Linked DNA regions of Homo sapiens: region 2 is linked to region 1. The links are chromatin loops, found by intact Hi-C in ENCODE. Cell type or tissue: gastrocnemius medialis. All regions are shown on one strand. Links, peaks and the distances in the headings refer to the core of each region. The heading gives the core; the rest is flanking DNA. Region 1 holds the start of TAL2 (TAL bHLH transcription factor 2). Region 2 has its middle 190 kb from the start of TMEM38B.

What was found. A loop is a pair of places that touch in the nucleus more often than their neighbours do. Peaks named below come from ENCODE experiments on the same cell type or tissue, not always from the same donor. Only the 100,000 strongest peaks of a DNase experiment are listed, where the experiment ranks them.
Region 2: a loop joins it to region 1, with 10 times the contacts of the local background. A loop is called at or near these places in 1 of 110 quality-filtered maps.

The regions. Positions count from the first base shown.
Region 1 is chr9:105,649,597-105,665,152 of GRCh38, forward strand. It overlaps TAL2 (TAL bHLH transcription factor 2), which reads left to right and starts at 12,861. Exons shown (of 1, transcript NM_005421.3): 1 at 12,861-13,528. The coding sequence starts at 12,901. The coding sequence ends at 13,227. RefSeq lists enhancers at 2,103-2,665, 6,718-6,797, 12,888-12,977. In gastrocnemius medialis, for the core only: a CTCF peak has its summit at 6,624; DNase peaks (open chromatin) are centred at 6,652 and 7,279; H3K4me3 peaks cover 1,591 bases; H3K27ac peaks cover 2,916 bases.
Region 2 is chr9:105,875,685-105,891,240 of GRCh38, forward strand. No RefSeq gene overlaps it. Among named protein-coding and RNA genes, the nearest start is that of TMEM38B, 190 kb to the left of the region's middle. In gastrocnemius medialis, for the core only: a CTCF peak has its summit at 6,215 (motif pointing left); a DNase peak (open chromatin) is centred at 6,222.

The sequences.
Region 1 (15,556 bases), core at 4,584-9,583:
CGCCTGTAATCCCAGCACTTTGGGAGGCCGAGGCGGGCAGATCACGAGGTCAGGAGATCGAGACCATCCTGACTAACACGGTGAAAACCCATCTCTACTAAAAATACAAAAAATTAGCCGGGCGTGGTGGCGGGCGCCTGTAGTCCCAGCTACTCGGGAGGCTGAGGCAGGAGAATGGTGTGAACCTGGGAGGTGGAGCTTGCAGTGAGCCAAGATCGCACCACTGCACTCCAGCCTGGGTGACAGAGTGAGACTCCATCTTAAAAAAAAAAAAAAAAAAAAAAACCATTCTATGGCCTTGGAAACATTTACCTCACAGAAGCAAGCTATGTGTCTGCTGACAGAAGGCAGGGCAGGCTGGAGGCAGCTGTCTGAAGAAATAAGAGCTTTCTTGCATTCATTCAACAAATATCTGATCAAGCAGCTTTTATGGGCAGTGAGCACAATTCCTGGGGTCTAGTGATGAAGGAAACTAAGTCTTTGTCCTCATGAAGTTTATAATGTAGCAAGTAAACTAGAATGAGATTTGTTTTGCAGAATTCAACATGAAGGTGGGGTCTCCTTTAAAGAAAAAAAAGAGAGAGTTAAAATAATTGAAATTTATCAAAAAGAGTTTCTTATGACCAAGAGTCACTCCCACGCACCCCAAATTAAGTATAAAGAATGGGCACAGTTTACTTTGGAAAATGCAAATTTAAAAGCAGGGGTTGTAATATTAATATAATAAAATGAAATTCATGGTAAAAAGCAAGATTTTTATATTGATATAGGCTACAATCCTCTAAGTCAATAAAAAAACTTCCTTGAGTCTTTATGCTTCAAAAGCAATGCAGCAAAAAATGTAAAGATCTAAAGCAAACACTCCCGGAAAAACAAAAAGAACAGAAACAAAATAGTAAAGGGAGATTTTCACACAGTGCTCTCTTGAATAGATCAAATAGACAAAAACTTCCAAGAATACAGATTTATTTAATGGATGTGTAAAAAGACATTTTACCATTCAAACAGAGAATATACCTCCTTTTCTAGTACCTGTGAAACATTTATAAAAGTTGAATATATGTTTTATCAAAGAGAAAATTCTCAATAAATATCCCAAAGCAAAAAACATACAGGGCATATATTTCACTATACTGCAATAAAATTAGAAACTAATAGCAAATGGTTGCCAAAAAAATACAACAACAAGAAAATTTAAAAACACTTTATAAAAGAAAAATAAGCAACAGACATTAGAAACCAATGACAATGATACTACAAATGGAAACAGGATATCCCCAAAGGTCTATCAGAAGAAAGTTCACAGCCCGGAGTGCTTTTCTTACTAAACAAGAAAGAGTAAAAATAAATAAGCATTCAATCCAAGAGTGATAGAGTGGAGAGGAAATAAACGTAAACAAAAGAACAGATTTAATAAAGATATAGTAGAAAGTGTATTTGAAAATCATAAAAATGATAAGCGAATCCCAGAGCTAGTTTTTTAGGAGCAATAAAATGAACAGACTTTTGCAACACTGATCAAGAAGAGAGAGAGAGAAATCATAAACACATAACATGAGGCATGAGAAAGGGGATTAAAAAAATAGAGATGTTAAAAAGTAACTGAATAACTGTATATAACACTCTACTAATGAATCTGAAAAGGTCCAAATTTATATGTCAAAGTACCAACATTAAGGAGAGAGAGAACAGGGGAAGGAACAAAACCTACCTAGAAGGATTTACTAGTAAATTGTATTAAATATCAAGAACCAGCTAACTCATCTGTTTAATAAATTAATGGTGGATGGAAAAAGTGATGAATAAATGACTGGATAAATGGAGAGATGGATGGATGAATAGGGGCCTCGATACATAGAATTGGAGATTGGTAAAGGGGCTAAGGATGGAGGAGGGAAGAAGAGAGTTTTAAGAGTGGCTAAGGCTGATGCTTGACCTCCAGCCAAAACAATCTTGGCCCACACCCACTTGGCCTGGCAGAAATCCCTTCCAAAAGTCCCAGGTTTGGGCCCTGGCGGTGGCTGACTCCTGTAATCCCAACACTTTGGGAAGCCAAGTCCGGAGGATTGTTTGACCCCAAGAGTTCAAGATCAGCTTGGGCAAGATGGCGAGATCCCGTCTCTACTTTTATGAATAAAATAAAAAACAAAAATCCCAGGTTTGGTCTTTCCTGAAACTGACAACCCCTGCATACAGGACTAGAAGGCCAGTATTCACAGGCTAATCCAGACAGATCAATTAAACCAGGAGAACCAGAAAGCCTGACAGTGCCCAAGCTCTCCTAGTGACCTGCCCTTCCCTCCCCAGCCCTCTGTTTCCTCCCCAGGAGCTCGCAGGTGCAGTCTCTCCAGGGGGCAGTGAGAGCCATGAATAGTAAGGGTTTTAGCTCAAGCACACAGAGGCGTTTAGCTGCCCAAATCTAATCCCCCAATAATCGGCTTATGTAAATTCCTACTTCAACCCCTTCCCCTGCAGGTCCTAGCCCCAAAATTCTCTACATTGGGAGACTGGCATGGGAGAAGACCCATCACTCTGAAGGATCACTGCTAGTGAAATGATGCGCCAAAGATTGTTTCCCCTGCTTCTGAAAGTATAAAACCAACAATAACATTTAAGAATGTTTTGAAAAGAAAAAACCATCAACCCTGGTCCCAGGATGTCAACACAATCGGGCTCCTTTCTCTGTAGCCCTTGTCCTTTCTCTGAGTCCTTGTCCACTCGCACACAGATCCTATTTGACAGCTTATTGTTTCGTTTAGCATCATCCATTTCCAATCTTGCTACCCTGTTACCACAATTCTTTTTCTCAGCTGTAAAATATGCCATTCAAAAAAATATATCACCTTACAGTTTTTGGCTGAGGTGAAGATTAATACAGGTTATTGCTTCAAAATGTAACATTTGCTGTATTATAATTGCCATATGGGGAAAACAGAGGAGCAGAAAGAGGAGCAAATCAGAGAAGCTTACTGCAAATATTAGTTTTTGTAGTTGTTTGTTTTTCTAGATGGAGTCTCTGTTGCCCAGGTTGGAGTGCAGTGGCATGATCTTGGCTCACTGCAACCTCTGCCTCAAGCGAAGCGATTCTCATGCCTCAACCTCCCAAGTAGCTGGAATTACAGGTGTGCGCCACCACACCTAGCTACTTTTTGTATTTTTAGTAGAGATGGGGTTTCACCATGTTGGCCAGGTTGGTCTCAAGCCCCTGACCTCAGGTGATCCACCCACCTCGGCCTCCCAAAGTACTGAGATTACAAGCATGAGCCACCGCACCTGGCCTTAGGTTATGTTTCTAAAGATCCCTTTTTACCAACTAATTTTCCCCAATCCACCCTCCAATCTCTCCTCTATACTGCCACCAGAATGAGTCTTGCGACCTGTGACTAAACATACTATTCCCATGTTCAAAGCACACAGTTGTATTTGTCTGGGCTGCCCTCTCCTCCACCCTTGCACTTGTATTATAATTCCTACCCAGTCTTTACCACCCTTCCACCAGGCACCCAGCAGTCAGAGCCCCTCCCCTGGACACTGTGCTTTTAGATGGCCCCTCTCTGGCCCTCCTCCAGTGCTCACCCAACTCCTATGTCCCACCTTCTAGAACATATTCTGGGAACCTGGGACCCCTGAATTTCTGTTCAAATGACCATGAACCCTTTTCCAGGGCCTGGATAGGGCTATTCCCTAGGTCCATGTGGGCTGGGAGTTCGCATCATTTTCACAAGGCCCTTCACAGAAAAAGACAGAGCTAGCGGGTGGGAAAAGAATGGGGACGGGGATGGAGTCTCCATTTGTACCCTTATCATGGCCCCCACAAATGTCAGAGCCACCCTTGCTTCAAGGCCTAGTTTAAATGCCATCTGTCCCATGGGTAACCTCTGATCCCCCAGCTAGAATCTTCTACCTTTCTGTCCCTAACTCTAATTTCACACTCTCTCGCATTCAGGACTGTCTGTCTTATATTAGTCATGTTGTCATGTCTTCTCCCTTCCAATAGCTGTTAGTGCCTTGAAAATAGATACAGAGCTTTCCTCACCTTCATGCCTACCTCCCCATCCTACCCCACTCCCCTCCTACCACCATAACCTAGCAATTTATGCAACACCTTTTAAATTTATAATAAAACTGTATTGTTTGTTTTGGAGGTGGGTAAGGTGGGTGGCGGTGTGACAAACAACCCCAAAGTCTCAGTGACTTACAACAATAAAGATTTATTTCTACTCATGTTATATGGTTGGTTGTGGTTTTGCTCCATGGCATCCAGGCTGCACGAGCAACCCCAAACATAACTTTCTCATGGCTGAGCCCATCCAGCAATCCCAACTGGAGTCTTGCTCTATCCCCAGGCTGGAGTGCAGTGTTGCAATCTCGGCTCACTGCAACCCCTGCTTCCCAAGTTCAAGCGATTCTCCTGCTTCAGCCTCCTGAGTAGCTGGGATTACAGTCGTGTGCCACCATGCCCGGCAAATTTTTAATTTTTTTTTAGTAGAGATGGGGTTTTACTATGTTGGCCAGGCTGGTCTCGAACTCCTGAACTCAAGTGATCTGCCCGCCTTGGCGTCCCAAAGTGTTGGGATTACAGGCATGAGCCACTGCAGCCGGTCCAGCAATCCCTTGTAAAGCTTCTGCTCCATCATGATCAATGTTAGGGCTGCTCGCATTCTATTGGCTGATGCAAGTTGTATGGTCAAGCCTGGCAATGGGGCAGGGAAGTATAGTTCCTCCACTTACAGGGAGGCACTGCCAATCACACGGCAGTGAGTGGGGCTATATAATCCTCTCCAAGGGAAGGGAGCCAATAGTTATTAACAATAATACAATGGACCACAATAAAATTTACAATATACCGACTATGTGCTAGGCATACTGCTAAATGCTTTACCTACTTTTTTCTCATTTAGTCCTGACAATTCTGTCATTGTCCCCATTTTACAGATAGGGACTAAGGCAAGCATAAATTCTATAATTTGCCTAGGATCACATAAGTGAATAGACAAGGAATTTCCACCTGGGTAATGTAACTCCAGAGCCCTTTGCTCTTATCCACTAAGCTGCAATTTGTTTGTGAATTTATTGTGCCAGGTCCTATACCAGATCTTTCAGAGAGAGTGGTACCTGGGAATTCATTACTTATTCATTCATTAATCAACATCTGATGAACACCTGTTCACTGGGAGTAGATGGGGTAGGGAAGAGGCAGAGAAGATAAATAAGTAAATAATACTCAAGTGGGGATGAGTGTTAAGAAGAATAAAGCAAACAGAAGGATGAAGACTCTGTGTGTGTGTGTGTGTGTGTGTGTGTGTGTGTGTGTGTGTGAGCAATTTTAGTTTTTTTTTTTTTAAGAGACAAGGTTTCACTATGTTGACCAGGCTGGAGTGTTGTGGCTATTCACAGGTGCGATCATAGTGCACTGCAGCCTCAGACTCCTGGCCTCAAGCTATCCTCTTGCCTCAGCCTCTGGAGTAGGTGAGATTACAGGCTCACTACCACGCCAGACAGATGGTGCAATTTTAGATATTGTGGTCACAGACTTCACTGAGAAGGTGCCATTTGAGTAAAGACCTAAAGAATGTCAGCTCCTTGAGGGCAAGGACTTGTATCTGTTTTGTTTGAAGTTGTGTCCCCAGCAACTAGAACAGGGCCTGGCTCATTGTAAGCTCTCAGTAATAATGTGTTGAACGAATGAAAGGAGGTTAGGGAGGGAATCGTGGATAACTTGGGGGAAGAGTGTTTAAGGCCCAGGAAACAGTCAGTGAAAAGGCTCTGAGGAAGGAGAGTATCTGGTGAGTTCCTGAAACAACAAAGAGACCAGAGTGGCTAGAGCTGAGTGAGCCCCAGGAAGAGAAGAGACAGACAGCTCAGGGGGATAGAAGGTATCTCTGGGCCCATTTTAAAGGCTTCAGCTTAACTCAGTGAAATGGAGAGCCACTGAGGGGTTTTGAGCAGAGAAGTGACCAGAATCTGACTTGTGTTTTCATAGCATCATTCTGGATGATGTTGGAGAACAGACAGAAGGAGGCAAGTCCAGAAGCAGGAAGACCAATTAGGAGTCCCTTCCCTCACTGAAATAACCAATATTAGTGCTGGGCATTGTGGAAACTGAAATGGATAAATTCGGGAACCTGCCCAGTACAGTGAATGTTAAATTCTGCTGTGCATCTTAATCTCCTGAAATACTTAGGTTTTAAAAATGCAGATTTCAGACCACACCCCCCATCCTGAAAAATCCTAGTTTCCTGGGTCTGGGTTGTGGGTGTTGGGATCCTCCTTCCCCACCTGTGATTCTGAAGCAAGTTGTTGCTGAACTCCAGGTGGAGGCTCACTGGGGCTTCATAAACATCTGATGAATTAACAACGGATACGGACTTTCCCAGGGTTGAATGTGTTGGAGAAGGAGGTTGGTAAGCGGCTCCCCCAGCCCAGGTGGGTGGCAGGACCCCCTTACCGCCCCCAAGTATCACACGAGGCGGGGCTCTCCTTCCTCCCTTGCTCCCTTTCCAGGGCACAAGAGAGAGTTGGTCTCCGGAAGCCAGGGCGCGGAGAGTGGGGAGGAAACGGTGGGAGTCCCCGTCGGGAAGGGGCCCCCGGGCCCCGCGAGACAAAGGGCGGTGTCCTATAAAGGCGGCGGCGGCGGCGGCGCGGTGTCCAGGCGAGGGCGCACACGGCCGGCGAGGGCGACGGCTACGGCGACGACGCGGGCTCTTTGCGAGGAGGTGCGTGGACTCCGGGGGGACATGGGCGCAACCAGGGCCGGGCTCGTGGGCCTGCGGGTCTCTCGCTGAGCCATACTCACCCGGGAGAGCAGGAATGCGGCGGAGACTTGGTAGCGGCCACCGAGCCAATTCGGTGGGAAGACCGGGGGACTTTCCGCGGGGCAGGGGCGGTGGCTCAGCTCCGGGGGTGCTAGGCCGACTCTCTAGCGTGTTGGCGGGCCCGCGTCGCTTTTATGCGTGATGCCGGGGACCCCCTTGTACCGCTCTCGGCGGCGCATCTCCCAGAGCCCTTCAAGGAGCTCGCGCGTCCCCGAGCGACTCCCGGACACCTGGCAGATTCGAAACTTCAGCCACTAGATGCTTTCCTGGACTCCCTAAATACTTAATCATTAGGCAAGGCAATGGTTTGCAAGGGGGAGCAAAAGTTATAAAAAGAAAAAGGGAAAGGCCTGGAAGCGAAGCGGGCAAGGGAAGAAGCTTGGGCAGAGTATTCGAGATGCGTCCAGGCTGCACGGTGCAGGGGTCGGGTGCATCTTAGAACAGGTGGCTCCCCCAGCGTGAGGCTACTGTGAACGGCGCTGAAGAGCAGTATTCATACTGTGTGCTGCTGATTTAATATATCAACATGCAGAGTTGTGTAAGTGAGAAAAGCGACTTGCATAATATATATGGTGATTTTAAAGGGTGTGTGTGTGTATGTGTGATACACACACCAAACTGGCTGCGGCTGGGGAGTGAGACTGAGTAGCTAGACAGGTAGGTAGCCTTTTATTCTTTACTTGAGGCACATATGTATGCTTGATATTTTTTTTCTTAAATGAGCTTGTATTACTTCTATAAATAACTTCAAAAGGCAGAGTTGTGCCTCATATTGCAGGTTAAGCACTGTTCCCCAATCTAACTATATAAACCACCCTTCATGGCGAGTATTTTCACTTACTTTCAAGAGAAAGGTGAAAGAAGAGACAAATGCACCGGACCAAATGCCAGGAAGATAAATTTAAAGTGGAATGAAGAAAGAGCTGTATGTGAGTGAATGCCTGGGACAGGCCCCCCAGTGTTAGCTGTGAGCCTGTGCTGCACCCTCTCTGGTGAACCCGGTCTTCGTGTCCAGGAACCCCTGGCACAAAAAGTAGCAGCTCCTGTTAGGGGCATTGGTCACCTCCTTGGGGGAGTGTGTCCTTCTTTTCTCTGCTAATGTGTTACCTTCAGTAGCGACAATATAAACAGAGAATTTATGCATATCCATGTTCCTGGCGTTTCTACCTGACTTTCCTCCAACCTAGTCATTCTTAGCCTGGGATACACAACCCCCATCCACCCAGGAATATAGAGATAGAATTCAGGGGTGCTATGAATTTGGATGGAGAAAAATTACATCTTTACTTCCACTAACCTTTCATCTAAGCATAGCGTTTCCTTTATTTATGAATGTGGGTAATAAACTGTAGTAGTATTAGCCGTGGTGGTGAATTTGTCACCAATAGAAATCATAGATGCATGCATTTCATGTCACAGATGTTGCAGATCTTTTGAAAACATCATTTACATACCACTTTTTAGAGATTATCGTAATAAGTCTAGTTATTTAATGTGTTAAATATGAAGCACATGTATTGCTATATTGTATTTTAAGTTATTTTAATAACTACTAAATATAGTTGGTTGTTTTCTGTGTCTATGTATTTTAATTTATGGACTTAAAATAATTATTCTGAAATGAGAACCAAAGCCTTTTTACTTTATATATTTAAAATCATTGTTCTGAAAACAAATCTGTCCCTAGGCTTCCCCAGACTGCTAAAAGGTCCATGGTACAAAAAAGGTTATGAACCCTGACCCGGCAGGAGTCCTCAATGGTGACATAAATGCATCAATATCCAGGCCTGGGACACAGGCTGTACCACTGATTCCCTGTGTGGCCTAAATGCTTCACGTCTGTTTTGCCATCTATCAAATGTTCTCTGATTCTGTGGCATCTAGTGTATTTTTTTTTTTAGCTCTTACATTACTCTGAGATCACGATTAGCAGCAATCACTCCTTGCGACTGGAAAAACACTAAATGCAGTGCTTTTCCAGCTTGTTAAACCACTGATTTCTATTTCCCCTGTGGAGAAGGAGAGGAACACACTTGAGGATAAATCAACAAGGAATGATTAAGCACCTCCTAGGATGGCAGACTACATTTCAGAAGCTAGTGTTCTCTGTTTTTTGTTTTGTTTGTTTGTTTTTTTTCCTGTCTGTTTCTAGTACAATAGGATAGAGCCCTCTTAGAAAAGAACACCATCGTTAGTTTATCCTGCCTAATCTTTTTTCCTCCCAGCTTGAAAAAGACCCCCCCATGGGACTATGGTTGACTTAGTGAATGAGCTAAACCCTGTTGTGATAAGAGAAGCATGAATGTAACTTTGCTCCTGCAATCCCAGCCAGTGTCAGTGTGGACAAAACTGGATAGTTTTCTACCTTAAAATCCCCTTGATTCAGGTTTAAACTTTTATATTTTAGGTATATACTTGGGTATAGTTCTGACAACACTCAAATTTTCATTGTAGAACCAAAGGTCAGATTATTCAGAAATGACTTAGGTTAGATAAAAGGCAATGTGGCCTGGCATGGTGGCTCACGCCTGTAATCCCAGCACTTTGGGAGCCCAATGCAGGTGGATCGCCTGAGGTCAGGAGTTTGAGTCCAGCCTGGCCAACATGGTGAAAACTCATCTCTACTAAAAATACAAAAATTAGCTGGCTGTGGTGGCGGGCACCTGCAATCCCAGCTACTTGGGAGGCTGAGGCAGGAGAATCACTTGAACCTGTGTGACGAAGTTGCAGTGAGCCGAGACTGTGCCACGGGAGGCCAAGGTTGCAGTGGGCACCAAGATTGGCCACTGCACTCCAGCCTGGGTGACAGGAGCAAAACTCCGTCAAAAAAAAAAAAAATGGAAATGGGTGGGGCATTGTAGCATTTCTGAGTTGAATGAGGTCCTGGGGATCACCTGGCCCACCCCTTTCAGTTTTGGAAGGAGACCTGGCCTGCCTGGGAACCCGCTAGAATGCCTGGCTAGCTGCTGCTTCTCTGCTCCTGCAGTCGCAATGCTTCCCTCACACGTTAATACAATCAGCCAGCTCCTCAACACTCAGCAGCAAGCACAATACCTGGCTCGTAGTGTCAGTAAATGTTGGTCCCAAAGCTTGGAGTGCATAGTATTGTAATTGGTCCATGGGTCCAACTAGGAATGTCTCCACGGAGAGAGGATGTGGGTGCAAGAGGACAGTGCGGGGAGCCGGAAGCCATGTGGTGACCTCGGGCTGCGGTGCTTCCAGTTCACCATGAATTCTTAGCACAGCACTGGACTCCCCAACCCAGACACAAGCAGGAAAGGCAACAAGAAAGGAACTAGGATGGGGAAATGTCCCGGGGGGCATAGAGATGATTGAAAAATGCAGTTGGTGCAGTGGTTCGCCTGTAATCCCAGCCCTTTGGGAGACTGAGGCGGGCAGATCATGAGGTCAGGAGATTGAAACCATCCTGGCCAACATGGTGAAAACCCTTCTCTACTAAAAATACAAAAAAATTAGCTGGGCCCAGTGGCGTGTGCCTATAGTCCCAGCTACTAGGGAGGCTGAGGCAGGAGAATCACTTGAACCCAGGAGGCAGAGGTTGCAGCGAGCTGAGATCGTGCCACTGCACTCCAGCCTGGCGACAGAGCGAAACTCTGTCTCAAAAAAAAAAAAAAAAAAGATTTTATATATGTACACATAAAACAATACCAAAAAAAGAATAAAACACCACAAGTCTCCTTTTTTTCTCTTCTCCCAATCTACTGTCCTCTCCCAATGAACCACTGTTGACAGTTTGGCCTGAATCCTTCCAGGTTTTTGCTCTACACACACACACACACACACACACACACACACACACACACACACACCCATATATTCCTGTAAAGTGAATCAAAAGAGCACATAAACAAAGCTAAGACCTTCTCTAATGCATATAACTTCTTCATTAGGAAGAAAATGATAAATTACAACATTTATTTTTCACTGTTTTATTTTTAAAGATAATAATTGCAATCATTAATTTTCTTTTTTTTTTTGAGACAGTCTCGCTCTGTCGCCCAGGCTGGAGTGCAATGACGCGATCTCGACTCACTGCAACCTCCACCTCCTGGGTTCAAGTGATTCTTCTGTCTCAACCTCCTGATTGGCTCTGACTACAGGCGTGCGCCACCACGCCCTGCTAATTTTTGCATTTTTAGTAGAGATGGAATTTCACCGTGTTGGCCAGGCTGGTCGTGAACTCCTGACCTCAGGTGATCTGCCACCCCCCCCCCCCCCGACTTGGCCTCCCAAAGCGCTGGGATTACGGGTGTGAGCCACTGAGTCCCGCCAATCATTAAATATTTATTGAGCCTTTAATATGCACTAGACACTGAGCTAAGGTGCTTTATGTGTATCATTTCATGTGTCCTCACAATGATGCAGTACTCCTGTACTGATCTTTACTTATGAGGCATTTGAAACACAGAGAGGTTAAGTAGATTGCTCGTCACACAGCTAGGGTGAGTATAACCAACAGCCAAACCGGGGTTCTGGCCTTGGAGCCTGTGCTCTTGACCACCATGCATATGGTTCCACTGATGGCTGAGTTACGTGAAGACTCCTGTAGAGTCAGGGCTTGGAAAGGGAAGATCTCACCTGCTGTTTAAAGAAATAGGTAAGTAGAGAGTGGGGAGGAAATTCAAGGAACAGAAAATGACAATGTGCGAAAGTGTAGAGTTGGGAATATTCATGAGTCTTCGGAGGAACTAGAAAGGGCCCAGTGCCCAGAGGAGCTGAGCGTGGAGCAGGCAGCAGACCAATAGCAGTAAGCCAAGAACATCAAACTGCCTGGGGCTAGACTTGGGCTTGTTTGCCAGTGCCTCCCAAGTGTTCCTATTAGCACATGTTAATCCAAGCCACTTGAAAAAAGGGACTCTTGCCTCTAAGAGTGAAAAATGCCTGCATAATGCTCGGCAGTATGTGATGATAAACCACTCTCCTAGACTTGGAAAGGTCATCCAATGCAGCCCCAAAGAGGCCCAAGTATCTTCTACAGAATCCACGCCAAATCACCACTCCCACCTGCCCCTTGTCTTTTCATTTTTGCGAGACTAAATACCCCCACTTCTGTTCTTCATACACCAGGGTTTCAAGACCCTTCATCATTCTGTTCCTGCTCCTCTAAATATAGTCCAGTCTGGATATTTTAGTTCTTACAGAGAGGGGCTGAATCCTCCAGGTGAGGTCTGCCAGCTAACAAGAGAGCTGTATTGTCTTCTCTATTCCAAATTTTATTTTATTAACGAAACCTACAATCATTTTCTTTTTTTACTTCATTCTGATAATACATTGTTGATTCATATTCAACTCTCTGTTGGTGGCCGGGCATCGTGACTCACGCTTGCAATCCCAGCACTTTGGGAGGCCGAGGCGGGTGGATCACCTGAGATCAGGAGTTTAAGACCAGGCTGGCCAACATGGTGAAACCCCATCTCTACTAAAAATATAAAAACTAGCCAGGCGTGGTGGCAGGCGCCTATAGTCCCAGCTACTCCGGAGACTGAGGCAGGAGAATCGCTCAAACCCGGGAGCTGGAGGTTGCAGTGAGCTGAGATGGTGCCATGGCACTCCAGTCTGGGTGACAGAGTGAGACTCCATCTCAAAAAAAGAAAAAAACAAAAAACAAAAAACAAACTTTCTATTGGCCAAACATATGTTGCATTTATACATAAACTCAATCAATATTGTACCTGATTCTGAACAATTAGGAAGAGTTGGTTATAAAGGAAGAAACAGGAGTATTGGGACAAAGCAATCTTTCAACTGGAGGCTTCAAAACAGCCAGAGAGAAAAAGCTGAAGGGTGTTGTTCTTACCTTCCCCTGTTGTTTTTAAGTTAAAAAAAGAAATTATGCATAATTCATAGCGTCACTGATGCCTCGAAAGGTGAGAGGCATATGTTTGTGTCCCTGTGGGGTTGTTTTCTTTTTTAAAAACCTGAAAATGAGGAAATGAATCTCGTAAGCTCTGAGTCGAGAAAATCTAACATCTCAGGTTCTTGGCAGGACATGTGATACCAATCAGGCCTCTTATAAGATATTGGCCCTGAGGGCCCTTTCTCTTTCCATCTCAGGAACTCAAACATGACCAGGAAGATCTTCACAAATACCAGGGAGCGGTGGAGGCAGCAGAATGTCAACAGCGCCTTTGCCAAGCTGAGGAAGCTCATCCCCACTCACCCTCCAGACAAAAAGCTGAGCAAAAATGAAACGCTTCGCCTGGCAATGAGGTATATCAACTTCTTGGTCAAGGTCTTGGGGGAGCAAAGCCTGCAACAAACGGGAGTGGCTGCTCAGGGGAACATTCTGGGGCTCTTCCCTCAAGGACCCCACCTGCCAGGCCTGGAGGACAGAACTCTGCTTGAGAACTACCAGGTTCCTTCACCTGGTCCAAGCCACCACATTCCTTAGTGTGGCTCTGGCTGTCATCTCCCAGGGCAGCACTTGCCCAGAAATCACTGCCTGTGGACAGACTTTTGCATGTTCCAGAGTTGACCTGATGATAACTCGTGAAGCATGAATTCTAGCTTCCTGGGAGGTGGCTCAGAGACAGCTGCAGGGAGCTGAAAGAAGCCATGAGGAATGTCACTTGTGGGCCGCCACCCCCCAGGGATGTCAGGTAGAGCGGCCTACCTCTGCCTATTTTAAATCCAGGTTCTGCATAAGACTTTTGGAGAAAAAATTCTAAATAAAAAAAAAAAAAGGCTGAAAATCACTGTTTATACTCAATGTCTTCAGTTATAAGAAAGAAGTTTTCTCATAATGGATCTCAGATGAATAAGTAGAATATGCTTCCTTCAGAACATATTTTAAAGTTTGTTTTGAAAAATGAGATTTGATCAAGGGTGAACAAAATAAATCTTAAGATTGATGGGCCGGGCACGGTGGCTCACGCCTGTAATCCCAGCACTTTGGGAGGCTGAGATGGGCAGATCACCTGAGGTCAGGAGTTTGAGACCAGCCTGGCCAACATGGTGAAACTCCGTCTCTACTACAAATACAAAAATGAGCCAGGTGTGGTAGTGCGCACCTGTAATCCCAGATACTCAGGAGGCTGAGGCACGAGAATCGCTTGAACCCGGGAGGGGGAGGTTGCAGTGACCCAAGATCATGCCACTGCACTCCAGCCTGGGCAACGGAGCAAGACTCGCTCTCAAAAACAACAATAACAAAAAAAGTTTTCTCATAATGGATCTCAGATGAATGAGTAGCAGCATATGCTTCCCTCAGAACAGATTTTAAAGATGGTTTTGAAAAATGAGATGCATTTGATCAAAGGTGAACAAAATAAATCTTAAGATTGATGAATAGAAAGATAACCCCTGCAGAAACCAACCTGGGAGACTTGCGGGAAAAATCTGTGGAGAAAAGACACCCCCCGCCCCCCGCCCACTAAGGTGTGGGGATTACAGGAATGCAGCAGAGATATGTGGAACAGTTCTGTGTCCTTTCAACTCTGTAGAAGTGTGAGGTGCTACTTGTGCTGAGCCATTTGTACATATGTGACTTCTAAAGGCAAATAGTGGATTATATCTGTGAGACGAAACAACTGGATAATTTATGTGTTAGGGCTCGTAGTTTTCTTACGAAAAACAGTTAGCTGAAATAAGTTAGCTAAAGCCTTCACTTCACATGTCATGCATTAAAACGTTTCACTCAGCCTGAACTCCTGCTGATTCAAGACCTGTAAAATTCAATTATAATTATGAAAATCCAAACATTACCATTTAATGACTCATTTAACAGAGAGCTTAGTTTAAACAAAACATTTAGAGTAAACAATAGAAATGTAATACCAGACGCTAATGAACTAATGAATTTGTAATTTGTCTTCTTTGCTATGGCACATTAGCCTTCTCAAAAAGAAAAAAGTTTCTCATAATAGATCTCAGATGAATGAGTAGCATATGCTTCCCTCAGAACAGATTTTAAAGTTGGTTTTGAAAAATGAGATGTATTTGATCAAGGGTGATCAAGCTTAGTCTTAGGCTTGGAGGCCTGGTACCCAACAAGTCAGTGAAATAGCACGGATCTGGCAGAATCCATCACCATATGCCACCCTGATGATACTTGGAGTCAAAGATAAATCCTATAGTTGAACCTGGAATACAAATAATGTTATTTGATTATCTCTGGGACATTTTCCTTCCCCAAAGTTCTTGACAGTACATTGGTTTTAAAACCTTCTAAACCATACGTAGGAAACTGATGGATTTGAGATTAGGGATTTCCAGTATATACACAACAGAGGAATTTAAATTTCCTGCCACTCAGAAATAAGGTGTTTTACTTGTGAAAGGTTGAAATGAGCCTCCTTGGTCTGGTGATTGGAAGAAAGCTGGATGAAACTCTTACAATCTCATTCTCCCGAAATAGAAAGGTCATTATGTCATTAAATTCTATACAGCATTCACACTTGTAACACAATGCATTTATTTGAACCAGTAAGATTTCCTTCTAGGCCCTTTATTTAAACTGTATTTGGTAAACTTCCCCACGGACCCAGCATAGTCCAGGGAAACACATAAGAAAAGAGATCAAAATGGTTTTCCTGAATGTGCATTTTTTTTTTTCTCACTAGCTTATGTGGACACAAGCTTACCCCCAAATTACCAGGTGATAGTACATTTCAAAGTTTTGATGACAGTTGTCAATTAACATCACTTACTCTCTCATCTGAAATTAAATCAAAATAACACTTTTGACGGTATTTTTATATTAGCTTTGTTTCAACATGTTG
Region 2 (15,556 bases), core at 3,796-8,795, 230 kb after region 1:
TCAAGACCAGCCTGGCCAACATGATGAAACCCCATCCCTACTAAAAATATAAAAATTAGCTGGGCATGGTGGCACATGCCTGTAATCCCAGCTACTTGAGAAGCTGAGGCAGGAGAATTTCTTGAACCTAGGATGCAGAGGTTGTGGTGAGCCGACATTGCGCCACTGCACTCCAGCCTGGGAGACACAGTAAAACTCCATTTCAAAAACAAAAATAAGACAAATAAAACCAAAAAAACAAAAAATGTGACTGTCATGAAAGATAAAGCAAGGCCAGTGACCTGTTTCAGATTAAGGGAGACTAAAAAGACATGACAACTAAGTGCAATACCCAAGCTTAGACTGGGTTCTGTACTGGAAGAAAAAAATCAATACAGGATATAAAGTCTATTAATAAAATTGAAAAGTGAATGGTAAATAATTATATCTATGTTAAATGGACAAAAATCAGTAACTCTGGTTTGAAGAGAGCACGCCTATTCTTTCTAGCAGCTACACACTGAAGTGCTTAAAGAGCCATGATTTCTCAAATGTTTTAGAAAAATTATGTACAGAGAGCAAATGATATAGCAGGCGACACAAAATATTATCAGGATATGAATCTGGATAAAGAGTAAATGGGTGTTCTTTGTGCTATTTTGCAACTTTTCTAGGTTTGAAATTATTTTCAAGTAAGAAGTTACATAAATTACAGGCACTGCACCTAGCACCCAGATCTTGGTTTCTAAAACTATTCTCTAATAAAAGAAATCAGCACTCCTTGCAGAAAAGTATTTTAGGAGTGGAATAGAAAAAATATAAAATGAGCATAAGACATCCTGTAGTGCCTGAAAGTAAGAAAGTGCTCAAAACGGAACAAATGAAAACCTGAATTGATTAAGGGTATATTAAAGGGAAACAGGAGCCAACCCAATGGCCAACGTTGGAACAATTTGTGCAACAAAATAAAGTGTAGTGGATTTTAACCTAAAGTGTAAAATAAATAGCCAATAATCTATGCTGACATAAAAATGATTGAATAAATAAATAAACGAAGAGAAGATGTAAATTTCCCATGTGGAAGAATTCTGAATAATTTATGTAGATTCTCTGCCCTCAAGAAGGGGAAGGCATAACTTTCTACTCCATTCATGTGGGCTGTATGCAGTGACTTCCTTCCAAAGAGGACAGTATGGAACTAGATTTAAAAAAATGCCCTTCATTGGAGAAAACTGACAAATACTACCTGAGTCAGTTGATCAACATCAATATCAACAGTGATAAACCCTGTTGATACTGTATACACTTTATATGATGTGATGAAAATGATATTTTACCTCTGTGGTTTTCCTGCCCAAAACCCACGACCACAGTGCAATCATGAGAAAAACATGAGATCAATTCCACTAGAGGGACATCCTATGAAATACTTGACTAATATACCTCAAAACTGTCAAGGTCACCAAAAACAAGGAGAATCTGAGGAACTGTCACAGCCAAGAGGAGCCTAAGGAGATATGACAATTACATGTAATGTGGTATCCTGAATGGGATACTGGAATAGAAAAAAACACATAAAATGTATCAATATTTGTTCATAAATTTTAACACATGTACTATTCTGATGTAAGATGTTAAGAATAGGGGAAACTGAGTGAGGATATATATTGAAACTCTCCAAACTATCATCTCAATTTTCCTGTAAATTTAAAACTGTCCTAAAATGTCTATTAAAAAAAAATGCAAGTCCTAGATTAGGTCACTGGGAATGGGGCCCGGGAAGTGGCATATTTATAGACTCAGGTAATTCGGATCAGTCAATGATTAAAAATCACTGATCTCACACTTAAAGTCATTTGGTTGCTCTGTTTCTCCCCAGCCAGACATGACTTAGTCAAGTTCTCCTTGTCTCTGAGACCCTGGGCTAATTTGAAGCCTGGCCCAGGAAAGCGCTCCATGTACACTGACTGAATAATTAATATTAAAGACCAGTTCTGTATGTGTGACAGCTCAGGTGGAGAGTGACAGTTAAAGCAATATTCTCCTCAGTTCAATTTCAACTAATCCTCATGAGTGAGCACTTGCTATCCATCAGGAGTCAACAGATATTTACCTAGGGCAACCCACTGCAATTGTTAATGATTCATTCTTCTCATTGAGCAGTATTCGAAAGGAAGGAGTTGCCACTACTCAACCTTGGGGACCTGTTCTCTGGGGAATTGGGCAGGGAAACTAGGGAGGAAATGAGCCCTAGCTGTCTGCAGACATCAACAGTGCATGCTAGGGGAGCTGCTTTCTGTGTCTCCAACTGAGCAGAGCTGGGAATGGAGCCAGGCTATTGCCAGGACCACCTGCCTGCTCATTCACAAACACTTATGGGGCACTGGCTTCCTGCTGCCTGGCCTGGCTGAATGCTTGGGCCAGAGAAGCACTGCCATCCTAGGGATCCCCTGCTGAACACTCGAGAAATGCCAGTATTGCCCCCTTGCTCTGCTGGCTTCCCCATGGTCTTGTCTTTCTTTTGGTCATTTTCTTCCTAGTTGGCTGCCCTTTCCTGGCATTGACCTTTGGCTCTAGCTACAGGTCCTATTTCTTTTTTTTTTTAATTCTGGGGTAACATCTTTGTGATTGAAACTTTGCTAAAGACACTCTTTGGCTCTGCTCTGGGACCTCCATCATGTTCTGCCTGTGTAGGGACCAGTCCTGAAGAGTATGTGGACTATCAAGGCAAATTTAAGAGCAGTGTTGGAAAAGGGCTCCTAGAAAAGAAACAGGAATAGCAGCTTGCTCACTCTCTGCCAGGGTACTTTGCTAGTGTCACCCCAGGTACCCTTAAAAACAGCCCAGTGAACAAGTGTACCAATTTTCCAGAAGAAGAATTGAGGCTCAGTAAGATTCAGTCGCCTGTATCTAGTGAGTGACAGAGATGGTCTTTGAATGCAAGCAGTCTCACATCATTGTATAAGCTAGGTTGGTTAACAGAGACTAAGTAACAGTGGCTTAAAACAGAAGGTTTATTTATTTCTTTTTTTTTTTTTTTTTGAGATGGAGTCTCGCTCTTTCGCCCAGGCTGGAGTGCAGTGGCGCCATCTCGGCTCACTGCAAGCTCCGCCTCCCGGGTTCACACCATTCTCCTGCCTCAGCCTCCTGAGTAGCTGGGACTACAGGCGCCCGCCACCACGCCCAGCTAATTTTTTGTATTTTTAGTAGAGACGGGGTTTCACTATGTTAGCCGGGATGGTCTCGATCTCCTGACCTCGTGATCCACCTGCCTTGGCCTCCCAAATGTTTCTTTATTTCATAAAAGTCCAAGCTAGGATGAAGGGATGGAGAGTTGGGTTGGTGTAACAGACACACCTGTACCCCACCTAAATCACCCCAACATTCACCATTTCTATGCACCCAGGCCTACTTCCACCTTCTAGCACCTGTGCCTGCCTGAGGGCTCTCCCTGACACCAGAGCACTCTGCCTCGTGGTGCAGCAGGCTTACGGTGCCAGGCAATAAATGGCCCCTTCCTCCAATATCCCTCAATCAACTTTTGCAGGTGTTGGTATATATAAGTACCCCAGCTTCCCCTTACCCCCAGGGCAGGACAGCTTAGAGTCACATTCAACACATTCCTCCAGTTTTCCCATTTTGGTTGAGATCCAGCTGCCCATAGTGGTAGCTGGCTTGGTAATGTATCATTGGTTTTCTTATCTTCTCTGTTTCACTTCCCCACTCCCCTCCTGCTGTTTCCTGGAATCACCTCTGAAATAAATGCATTGGAATCCTTATCTCCAGAGAAGCCCAAACCAAACAAACAGTGTTATACTCCACAAACCCTTAGGACCCAAGCTCCTGAATGTTGTCCTCATCATCCTGGGTCAAAGCTGGCTTATTATCAACATGTACATTTTCTCACCCTTGAGAAAGAATAGAAAGTGGAAAGCAAGCTTCCTTTTAATGAAAACAAAACAAAACAAAACAAAAACCCAGAAATAGCACACATTACTATCCCTGCATCCCATTGTCCCGTACCGAGTCACATGGTCATATCCAGCTGCAAGGGAGCCCTTGTACTCGGCTAATACTCAAGAATTTCATTACTAAAAGGAAGAAGTGAAGGATGGATTAGTATTAGCTATAGCCAAAATACTAAATTACCTTGTTAAGAAGCTGTGGGGGAGTGGGGGTTGGGTGAAATTGATGTGACTAGGGAGGTAGCCTGTGTCAGAATATAAAGGGGGCCTTTTGCAGATTAAGGGATTCTGGCTTTCATTGGAGATGAGAAGGAGGGGTCATTGTAACTTTTTCATCAGGCATGCAACTTGATGGAATTATTTTATTTAAGCAGAACCCAACCCTCTATTGACAGTTAAGTGTTGGGCTGATGAGGTAAGACTAGAGATGGGGTCAGCAGGTGGCTGACCTTTGCAGGGATCCAGGCCTGACCTGGGCATTGGCAGTGGAGATGGAGATGAGGTGACTAATTCAAGACTTGTTTAATCAGTACTGAGATGAAAGTTGAAGACAGCATTAAGGATGATGCTTTAATTTGAAGCTGGACTCCTGGGATCTAGATCTATACATTTAGAGGTTGAGACACTGTGGAACTCTTCCAGCTCTGTCTAGAGGCAGAATCTCTGCATGAGAGAAAGTAGTTTTTCTATGTCAGAATTTTTACTTGCCAACAGACTGGCCTTAGGTAAGTCACTCCAAGCGACAGTTTCTCTGCTTATAAAACAAACTCTTCTTATCTTTTGTGGGCATTGTTACAGTGAATAAATAGGGTAAGAACCTTTGAGGGTGGTTTAAATAGACAGTTTTATAATAAGGAAAACTGAGGACAGACTTGGAAATTGAGAGGGTAGAAATCCAAAAATTGAGCACAGCACACAAGGACATTTTAGAGGGAGCTTTCAAAAAGACTTTTATTGTATTTAGTATGTATTGGAAAAACTCAGACTTTGGTATCTAGTGAGAGCTCCAGAGTTGACTCTCTCACTCTCTTAGCTGTGTGACCTCAGGCAAGTTACTCAACCTCTCTGAGCCATAGGCACCTCTTCAGTAAAGCACATATAGGTACTCCCCCTTTTTGTGTTGTGATCGTCATGTGAGAGTTGGCAAAGTGCCTGGCACAGAGCCTGGTGCACAATGGTGCTTAACACATGTGAATTCTCTCTTCCCTTTGCCTTTAAGAGAAATCAAAAGATCCAGTTGACCATGTTAGTTTAGTCAAGCAATGGGTAATTCAGAGAGGAAAACTCACTCATCTGATATTTGGAATTTGGTCAAGGCAACTTGGTTGTTTGACCCAAATCTTCTTTTTCTACCAGTTGCGTTGGCATGGTTTTGGCACAGCCTTTGTGAGAGCTACTTGCTGGAACACTGAGAGAAGGTGGCTCTGTGGAAATACAAGGCAGAATGAATATAGTGATTTTAGAAATGTAAGAGTGACATGAAATCCATTAAATAACATTTTCCCCCCTCCCACTTCAGGGTAACAACTCCAGAATTGAGAGGAATGGCTCCAACAGAAGGAGAGGGAGCCATAGTTTGCGGTCCATATGCCCACTTCATTTTGCAGTTACTCCTGGCTGCCCATCTGTTCATGACTGCCTAGTCTAGCCATGGGGCTTATAAAACGGTGTCCACATACACGGATGCCTTCACTAAACAGATGCGAGAACGAGGAATGTCCATGTCTCACACCAAGCACATTCAGCATCCCTTTGTGCCTCTTTCTGCTCTGTTTACTTCGCCTTTCAATTTCACTTAAATATATTTCCAAATTATTGTTGTATTTACAAGATGGGAAAATGAAGGGGTTCTAAAATCTGCTGGATTCCTATGCTGTGCTAGGTACTCACTGGGGGCTCTATGTCTAATATTAATATCTCATAAAATCATCGCCACAGGGTAGCCATGAGTTTCACCATTTTACTGATGAAGAAACTTAAGCTCAGAGAAATGAAGTCACTTGTCCAAATTAATACACTAGGAAATGGAGGCACTGGGATTGAACGGTAGTCTAATTGCAGACGTTTTACTCTGGGACTGATGATGAACAATGATTAGAATACCCTAGCATACACACACACTCACACATGCGCGCGCGCACACAAACACACCCCTCAAGAAACCAACCAACTGACCTTTTTCAGCTTTCTGTCTCCCCTAACAGAGGACCTCTGTTTTGAGAGTTTGAGCTGAAATGACTTCTTTGATGCTAAAGGATGAGCTCCCTCTAGTGGCAGTGTGTGGTTTGGCGCAACCTCCATTGCCTGGGGACACAGGTAAATACAGAAAGACATTTTCTTTCATGCGGCACTATTTTGTCTAATGATACATTATTGAGACTCTCTTAATACAATGCAAAAATGGAATCCAAATCTGGGTTTACCTCCAGTTGGAGGAATTGCATTTTCACTGAGCTCTGTGATTTCTCAAGAGTTCTCACATCTCTGTCTCAAGGTCTTCACAGCATCCCTGGGAGATGCTTGTCTTTTCCTTATAGTTGGGAGAGATAGGAATCAGAGAGGTTAGGTGGCTTTTCCAAGGTTGCACAGCTGGTCAGGAAAGGAAACATAATTCTAATCGGGTGTATCTACTTTCAGACCTTGTGCTCTTTTTTTTTTTTCTTAAATTATACTTTATGTTCTAGGGTACATGTGCACAACGTGCAGGTTTGTTACATAGGTATACATGTGCCATTGGTTGGTTGGCACAACCAACCTACTGCCACCTTGGAGGTTTCACCTTTCTCTTCTTTCCCTAAAAATAGCAGCTCCTGTCGTACCTGTGCCACCTTCTCCATCTGGAGAATACAAACCACATACATGTTGGTTTGCTGCACCCATCAATTCGTCATTTACATTAGGTATTTCTCCTAATGCTATCCCTCCCCCAGCCCCCCATTCCCCAACAGGCCCCAGTGCGTGATGTTCCCTGCCCTGTGTCCATGTGTTCTCGCTGTTCAACTCCCACCTATGAGTGAGAACATGCGGCGTTTGGTTTTCTGTCCTTGTGATAGTTTGCTTAGAATGATGGTTTCCAGCTTCACCCATGTCCCTGCAAAGGACACGAACTCATCCTTTTTTATGGCTGCATAGTATTCCATGGTGTATATGTGCCACATTTTCTTAATCCAGTCTATCATTGATGGACATGTGGGTTGGTTCCAAGTCTTTGCTATTGTGAATAGTGCTTCAATAAACATACATGTGCATGTGTCCTCATCATAGAATGATTTATAATCCTTTGGGTATGTACACAGTAATAGGATCACTGGGCCAAATGGTATTTCTAGTTCTAGATCCTTGAGGAATTGCCATACTCAGACTTTGTGCTCTTTCAACGATATCATGGAATCTTTCTATTCCCCATCTTGATATATGTCACAGGGAGTTATCCATCAGGTGAAGGACAGGTAATCATGGTGATGATGTGGGGATTAAATGAGACAGATTAAATTATGACACATAGTTATAATTTCCTACCATTTATTCCTCTTTCCTCTGGTCCATCCTCTTACCGCCTCAGACAGATTAAAGTAAAAACCACAAATTCCATCAGATCCTTGCTTGAAAACCCCCGTGTCTCCCAATGACTCTCAGGATAAAATGGAAACTCTTAGGCTTGGCATACAAAATCTTTCATGATCTGAACCCTCCTTACCTCTCCAGGCTTATGCACCTTAACCTACTGCCACCTTGGGAGAGTTCACCTTTCTCTTCTTTCCCTAAAAATAGCAGCTCCTGTCGCCCCTGTGCCACCTTCTCCATCTGGAGCAATTCTACTAACCTTCCCTTTCCAGGTGAGACGGCACCTCTCTCTGAAGAATTTTGAAACCCCACAGATCATGCTCTATTTCCTCTTTGGTAATTCTGACACTTGATGCTCACCCCACATGGTTCTTAGTTTATGAGCCGTCATTTTACTTTAAGCATTTTTCTCTCTCTCTCTCTCTCTCTCTCTCTCTCTCTTTCTCTTAACCAGTCTAGCCATCGGGCTAGTTGTTCCTGGCTTAGTTCATCTCTGGGTCTCCAATGCCTACCACAGTTCCTGGCACACAAGGAGTTCACTAAATGTTTGCTGAATGGCTTCAGGAAAGCTACAAAGGAACACCTCTGGGCATCGTGGACAGATTCAAAGCCAACTTGATGTGTTAAATGGGGTTTAGGGCTACTTGATTATTTGTAATGCAACTCCATTATAAGTCTGTATATAAACGCCATTGACCATGGTTTTAAAATAAATGTAAAAAAAAGTATCTTAAGAAAAAAATGGTTGAAATTAAGAGCCATTTGGTTAACCTTGGGGCTTTTCTTCATGGTGCTTTCAGAAACTCCTGAGCATCAGAAGAGAAGGAAGTTTGTGGCTTCTTGAATGACTCAGGCTTTAGAAGGTCTGGGTTGTTTTGCAGCACAGATACGGATTAGTTGACCACAGCAAGATGGGTGCTTGAGGAGAGAGCTCTCAATGGCCCTTCTCTGTGGACTACCCTGGACCATCTCACTTGTGCCTCTAGGAATCCATGAAGAGCTGACCCAGCTGGTCCCTAGTTGACCTTTCTTGAGTTAAATTTTGAATTATTTTAATCATCATCTAGAAAATCTCCTGACTAGTGTCTTTGATTCCCTGAAGCTCTACTATAGCATCCCCGACCAATGAGCTTTTAGCACTTGCTCAAACGTAATGGGCTCACTCCTCTGGAAATAGCCCATCAGTTGTTATGGCAAAGACTTTCCTTAAATATTGATCTAAACTTGCCCTGTTCAACATCCCACCTACCAGTTAGGTGTGGGAGGCATAAAACCTTCTTTTCTTTCCTACTAAAAATATTTTCCTCATTGCCAACTTTTGAACCCCTTTTGCTCATAGACATAGTTAATAGCTTCCCCTGAGCAATATCTGAGCAGGCTTGGAGGTCTGACTGCCTGGTGGGCAGCATGCAGCTGTCATGGTAAGTGTGAAATGAGATATATCCAGCCACACACCAACATGAAAGCATCCGTAGCTTCCTCTGTTGAGAGATGGCCAAGACTGGAAAAAAGTATTTATTACGAATGATGATAACAGGAGTTAAAAACCGCCATGTTCCCTCAATCACAAAAATCAATGATTTTATTTTCTGTGTATGCTGCCAATTGTCCATCCATATGCAGAGCTCACATTTACAGTTACACTGATAAGCTGGGTATTTCCTGTGTTTTTCTCTGCTTAAAGTATCCTCTGTTTCATGTCATAGAAAAGCCACCTTATTATTTTAATGGCTATAGAACAGTTATTTGAGTGGAGGCACCATGATTTACTCCACCACTCCCTCATGTTGGACAGGCAGGTTGTTTCCAGGTTTTTGGCTATTGTGGATACAGTATGACTCAGTGCTACCCCTTCCTGTTCCCAGCTTCCTGCCAGGGACCCTGGCCTGGCCCTCAGTCTGTCGTGTCTGAGGATAATAATCTATTGGGCTTTGATGTAATCCCATGGGTCTGAAGGAGTCCGGCTACCCTTGGCTTGTGACTTACAGAGCTTTAGGAAGCCTTGGCTCCTCCATGGCCAGACAATCCCCACCATGTGGCTTTACCTTATACCTGGGCTTTTTCTCTGGTTTCCAATTCCCTCGCTGGGGGCCTGGCCCAGCCCCCTGTGATCAGACCACATTCTTCTGTGGTAGATGCTACAGTGGCCACCTAGATCCCTCCTCATAAATGAAGGACATGGTTCCCCAGCTGCTGGTGATTTTGCCTATTGGTAGCTCTACAGGGATTGCCTTTGTGGAAGACAGCCACCTCACCCAGGCCACGTGCCCCTTTCTGGGTCACCACCATGACTGGTGGGAGGATATAAGGGACTAAACCTGGCTCTCCAACCTGGAACAACTCTGAATGGCCATAGTAGTTTCAGAGTCTACTGTAAGCTTGGCTGAGGCCTCCATCAAGGCTGCGGCCGAACTTCTCCCTCTGCCCAATCCTGCTTTCTTCCTTCCCCTCTCTTCCGTAGGCATTGATCCAGCGAACACACTCAAGCGAACCTCCTGCACTCTAATCACCATCTCAGAGTGCTTCCTGGGAAATGCAACCTGTGACCCCTTCCTGGTCCTTGCTCCCTGGGCTCTACTCTCCCCCACAGCAGCTAGCTGTCGCCTAGGAGGCTCATATGGGAGGGATGTCCTCTTCCCTGGGCCACTGCCTGGGAGGCTGATGCAAGTGGGATGTCCCCCTTTCCTGGGCCACCACTCATGCAGCTCCCCTGAGCTGCAACATTGCACTCAACTACAGTCAGAGCCTTACTGACCCCTGGCTAAGTCAGTTTCCAGCTCTTCCTCTGAGATTGTTTTCAATTCTTATCTCTTCCTTAAACCTCCATAATCAAAGAGTTACTGACTTCTGGTGACTGGGTAATGAGACTATCCAGAAGAGCATATTCCTTCCTTCTCTCCCAGCTATCTCTTCCTCTCCTCCCCACTATCACTACTTAGTGGGCTTCCATTGTCCATCTCTGCTTAGACTGTGGCCATGTTCTGTTAACTGGCCTCCCTGTCTGCTCTTGTCTCTCTGCTGTCCTCCTCTATGCTGCAGCCAAAGAAACCATTCCAAGGCTCACATTTGCTCATGTCATTCCCTTGCTGATCACACTACAATGACTCCTTGTGATTTATACGAAGACAAAGCCTAGACTCAGCAGAACACAGAAAGCCCTCTACAGTCTGAGCCCAACTGCCTCTGTGTCTCCTGTAACCCTGGACTTTCCTCTGGTTTCCTGAATACTGAAAACTCTTGCAAGCTTCCAGGAGTTTGCTGAGGTTGTTCCCACTGCCTGGAATGCTGTTCTCAACTTTCTTCACCTCGTTAACTTGCTTATTCTTCCAGATTCAGCTCGATTGTCAGCCTTTCTAGGAATCTTTTTTCTAAACCTCCAAGGGAGGGCTAACAGCCCCACCTTAGTTAGTCTCATGACCCCCCATGCTTACTACTCACCTTTAGTGTGGTTGTGTTTTTTTGCTTTTTTATGAGACAGGGTCTCACTCTGTCATCCAGGCTAGAATGTGATGATGCATTCATAGCTCATTGCAGCCTAGACCTCCCGGACTCAAGCCACCTTCCTACCTAAGCCTCCCAACTAGCTGGAACTACTACAGATGCATGCCATGATGCCCGGCAAATTTTTAATTTTTTTTTGCAGAGACAGGGTATCACTATGTTGCTCAGTCTGAGGTCTCAAATTCCTGGTTTCAAGTGATCTTCCCACCTTAGCCTCCCAAAGTGCTGGGATTACAGGCATAAGTCACCATGCCCAGCCTTACCTTTAGTATTAAAACATGCCTTCACTTCTGTCTCTTTCTGTGTTCAGTGAGTTTTTTTGAAGACATTGAGCAAGTCTTATTCATACCTGCATTTCTAATGCCTGATGTACATGGCACTGAGTAGACGTCTCTATGGGACCCAGCCTGAGGCTCTTAATTTGTCGCGTTGCATTGGTTTGCAAAGCATTATATCAATTTAAATTGTTATAAGCAATGTGCAAATGAACCAATTTCATGATAACCTCACCAAGGTTGAGTATTGTTAGTCTTAAATTTGATGGCTGTAAAATGCTCTACATTGTTTTGATTGCATTTTTATAGATATTGGGATTAAACATTTTCCCATGTGACTTGCTGATTAATTGCATCTCTTCTTGTATGGATTACATGTTCCTGCCCTTACCTTTGCATTATAACCTACAGCCTCATGTCAGTTTCCTGACTTAAAAATATCAACACCGAAGTAGGCTCTTCCAGACATGAGTTGGCTTGAATATGGCTGTGTGATTTTGAAATAGTTACATCCCTCTGTGGGCTTCAGTTTCCTTTCTTTAAAATAATAGGTTACTTTACTTAGCTCCTGGCTGGAATCACTTGGTAGCCTTTAAAAAAACACAGACTCCTGGGCTTAACTCTACTGACTTGGTCTCTCTATGATTTTTCTAAGGCCCCTAGGTGACTCTGGTGCAGCCACTTCAGCCAGGTTCATAGCCTGACTTTGGGAGCCATGGGCCTCCCAGCTCTGTGGTCTGTGTAGTTCTGTGTGGCCTGGGTATGTGGCGCCTGCAGAAAAGAAGAAAGGAGGAATCTGTGGCTGTGTTCTAAGACCCAAGGCCCCACGTGGAATGAAGAGCATTCTTATTCTGTGTGGCTCCAGAGGGAGACCAGCATGAAAAGGTGGCTTTTGGCTCTGCAAATTTGGAAACTTGCCAAAGACTCACATGACCCTACACAGAGACAGGAAGCCTTGGGGGCTGTGGGGAGAGTCAGCATAGTGTTGCACAGAAAGGGCTTGGCAAATATTTACATATTTGAACATTTATTTTATTTATTGTTTGAGACAGGGTCTTACTCTGTTGCCCAGGCTGGAATGCAGTGGTACAATCACAGCTCACTGTAATCTTAAACTTCTGGTCTTAAGTGGTCCTCCACCCTCGGCCTTCCAAAGTGTTGGGATTACAGGCATGAGCCACCACACCTGGCCTTAACAGCTTTCCTGAGATACAATTCACATACCACACAATTCACCCATTTAAAGTGTACAATTCAGTGGTTTTTAGTGTGTTCACAGAGTTGTTCCACCGCCATATCACAGACTTATTTTGAAGATAAAACGAGACCATGCAGGAGAAACATTTAGCACAGTGTCAGAGGCATAGTGTGAGTAATGAATGCCAGATATTATTGTCCTTGATAGATTCCTTATCCTTGGTGAGGTTTGAGAGTTTTTGGAGTGACAATTTCATAGGGCTATTGCGGGGGACACTTGGATATTAGGGAGAGAGAAATAGGGCCCAACTGAGCGAGCTCCCAGGTCTCTTCTACCTTGTGGGGCAGGACATCTACAACAATAATTATTAATATACACATGTGTGCAAATCATGTAAAATTCCTTAATCCTCACATTAGCTCTGGGAGCTTAGTTTTTATCCTCATTTGTCCCCATTCCTCAAAGGTGAAAACTGAGGCTTACAGAGGCTGTGGCTTTTCCAAGATCAAAATTCCATGATCTCTTTATATAGCACAGATAAACACGTCTATTTGCCACCTACTTTTGCTTGGTTTTGGACATCATTTAAGTTGCAAGTTTTCAGAAAGGATAAGATCCAGGTGGAAAAATTCCAAGAAGTACAGAAATTGACTTTAAGTTTATCTGATGAACGGTAGCCAGCAGCTCCCCTCTCTCTGCACTTTCTCCTTTCTTACTTCTCCTTTGATTTTCTCTTGCATGCTACAGGTCAAGGAGACACAGCAGACAAGGACAACAGGCAAGAGGGGGCTCTTTAATGAGGGTAGGGTATGATGGGTCTGGGAAAGTCAGGAGGTAGCATTCCAAACCCACTGTGTGCTTGAACCCTACGGGGTGCATTTGGTTTAAAATCCCAGTGCAAAATTGTATGGTATGCAAATTATATCTTGAGAGAGTCCCTGCCCACCTAGTTTTCCCCAAGTGGGTTTGAGTCAGTCGCAGCCCATCCTGGGCTACTTTCCTCTTTCTCAACTTCCAGCTGAATGTACTGATGCCACTCTACAGGTGTCCCCTTGTTCCTGTCCCATCCCCATCCCCATGGAGGCTGGGAGGGGGCGTCTACTACAGGTACCTTTCTTCTCCCCAGGGAAGGAGACTCAGTTTCATCAGCCTCCTTGTTAAAGAAGGAAAGACAGATGCAGCCCTGGCTGCTGGGACCTTCTACTGTGACCTGAGACATGCCCCCGCTCCCCCATGTATTAGGACGCTCTCTTTAGACAGAGGTTTTACTATTCCTGAGTCTCAACAAAACTCGATGAGTCCTAGCCCCTGTAATTAGTCCATCTCTGTTCCCTCTTCTAACTTCCTGTTCCGGTGGTGCCTTGTTTGTAAGGCTGGCTTCCCATGCCCCAGCTTCAGTCTCTTTGGTCAGACCCCCAAATGCTAACTGTGACCCCTCTCCTGGCTGAGCACTATCTATTTTTGTTTATGTTTAAATCCCCAGGATCTAGCTTTATGCCTGGCACACAATAGGAGTTAATATTTATTGAACAAATAAATTATAAGCATTCAAGGGAAATTAGCATTGCAGGAATGGGTGGCAATCAGTTATTTGTTTTCAAGTCAGGATGATTTTTAAAGTTTTTATTGTTTATTTTCACCCAAACCTAACCTGCTAAAGAAACATATGACTGATTTTCTTAGATTTTACAAGGTGCCAGAGGACTTAATTTGACATACAGAAACTCTTCAAATTTCTGAACGTTACCCCGGATGCTCTTGCTATATCATCCCACATCCTGTTCGGATTTCTGCTGTTTAGATTTGATGTGTCTTCCCATCCCACATGGGGATAAATGGCTTTTTAACAATTCTGTAATAAAATGACTTCAGCCATCTTTGCTATTTAAAACCTGTATCTATCCAGATATTTATTTATAAGCACATCCCCTTATATGGTTTGAAGGGATTCAGATACTCTTTGGAGGTTTTCAAATCTAAGACTTCACTTTTCAAAAATCAAATTTTGTGGTTTTTTCTCTGTGGGGAGACCAACCACTTTAGTAATAAAATAAAGGGGAATAACAATGGCCAGGCATACATGGAATGTGAGGCAGGCTTGATAAGGCGCCAGGGGGTGTGGAAGTGTTCCTCCAGGTTTCTCTTGTGGCTGCTTGTTCTTGGCCCATCAGGAGGAAAGCCCCAGAAGCCCCATTCCAGAAAATTGGCTCGTTCTCCAGAGCACCTTCAGTTGCCACGGTGGAGCTGCATCTGTTGGCTCTGGATTTTAACACATTCATTGCCTGGCCTCTGTTACAGATTGAACTGTGTTTCCTCCCCCACCAAATTCACATGTTGAAGCCCAACCTCCCAAGGTGACTATATTTGGAGATAGGGCTTTTATGGAGGTAGTTAAGGTTAAATGAGGTCATAAGACTGGGGCTCTAACCCAATAGGACTGTTGTCCTTATAAAAAGAGGAAGAGATGTCAGCGCACTCTCTCCACACGTGCAGAGAGGAGAGGCCATGCCAGGACACAGGAAGAAGACAGCTGTCTTTCTCTTCATCAAGAAGACACACTTTGCCAGACAGTGAATTTGCTGGCACCTTGATCATGAACTTCTAGCCTCCAGGACATGAGAAAATCAGTGGCTGCTGTATAAGGCAGGGTGGTGTTCTATTATGGTAGCCCAAGTACACTAATACAGGCTCCAAATGGGTTTTCTTTTTCTATTCCTTTTTCTCCCCAGGGACAGTGTATTTGTTTCTTAGGGCTGCCATAAGAAATGACTATACACTTGGTGGCTGAAAACAGCAGATGTTTATTCTTTCAGAGTTCCAGAGGCTAGAAGTCCAAAATCAAGATGTTAAAAGGGTCACACTCCCTCCAAAGCCTCTAGCAAGAACACTTCCTTGCCTCTTCCCACTTCTGGTGGCACCAGTTATTCCTTGCCTTGTGACAGCACCACCTCGAGTTGTGCCTCTGTCATCACATGGCCTTCTCTCTCTGTGTCCTTTTCTGTCGCTTATAAGAACACTTGTCTTTGGATTTAGGGCCCACCCAGGTAATCTAGATGAGTTCATATCAAGATCTT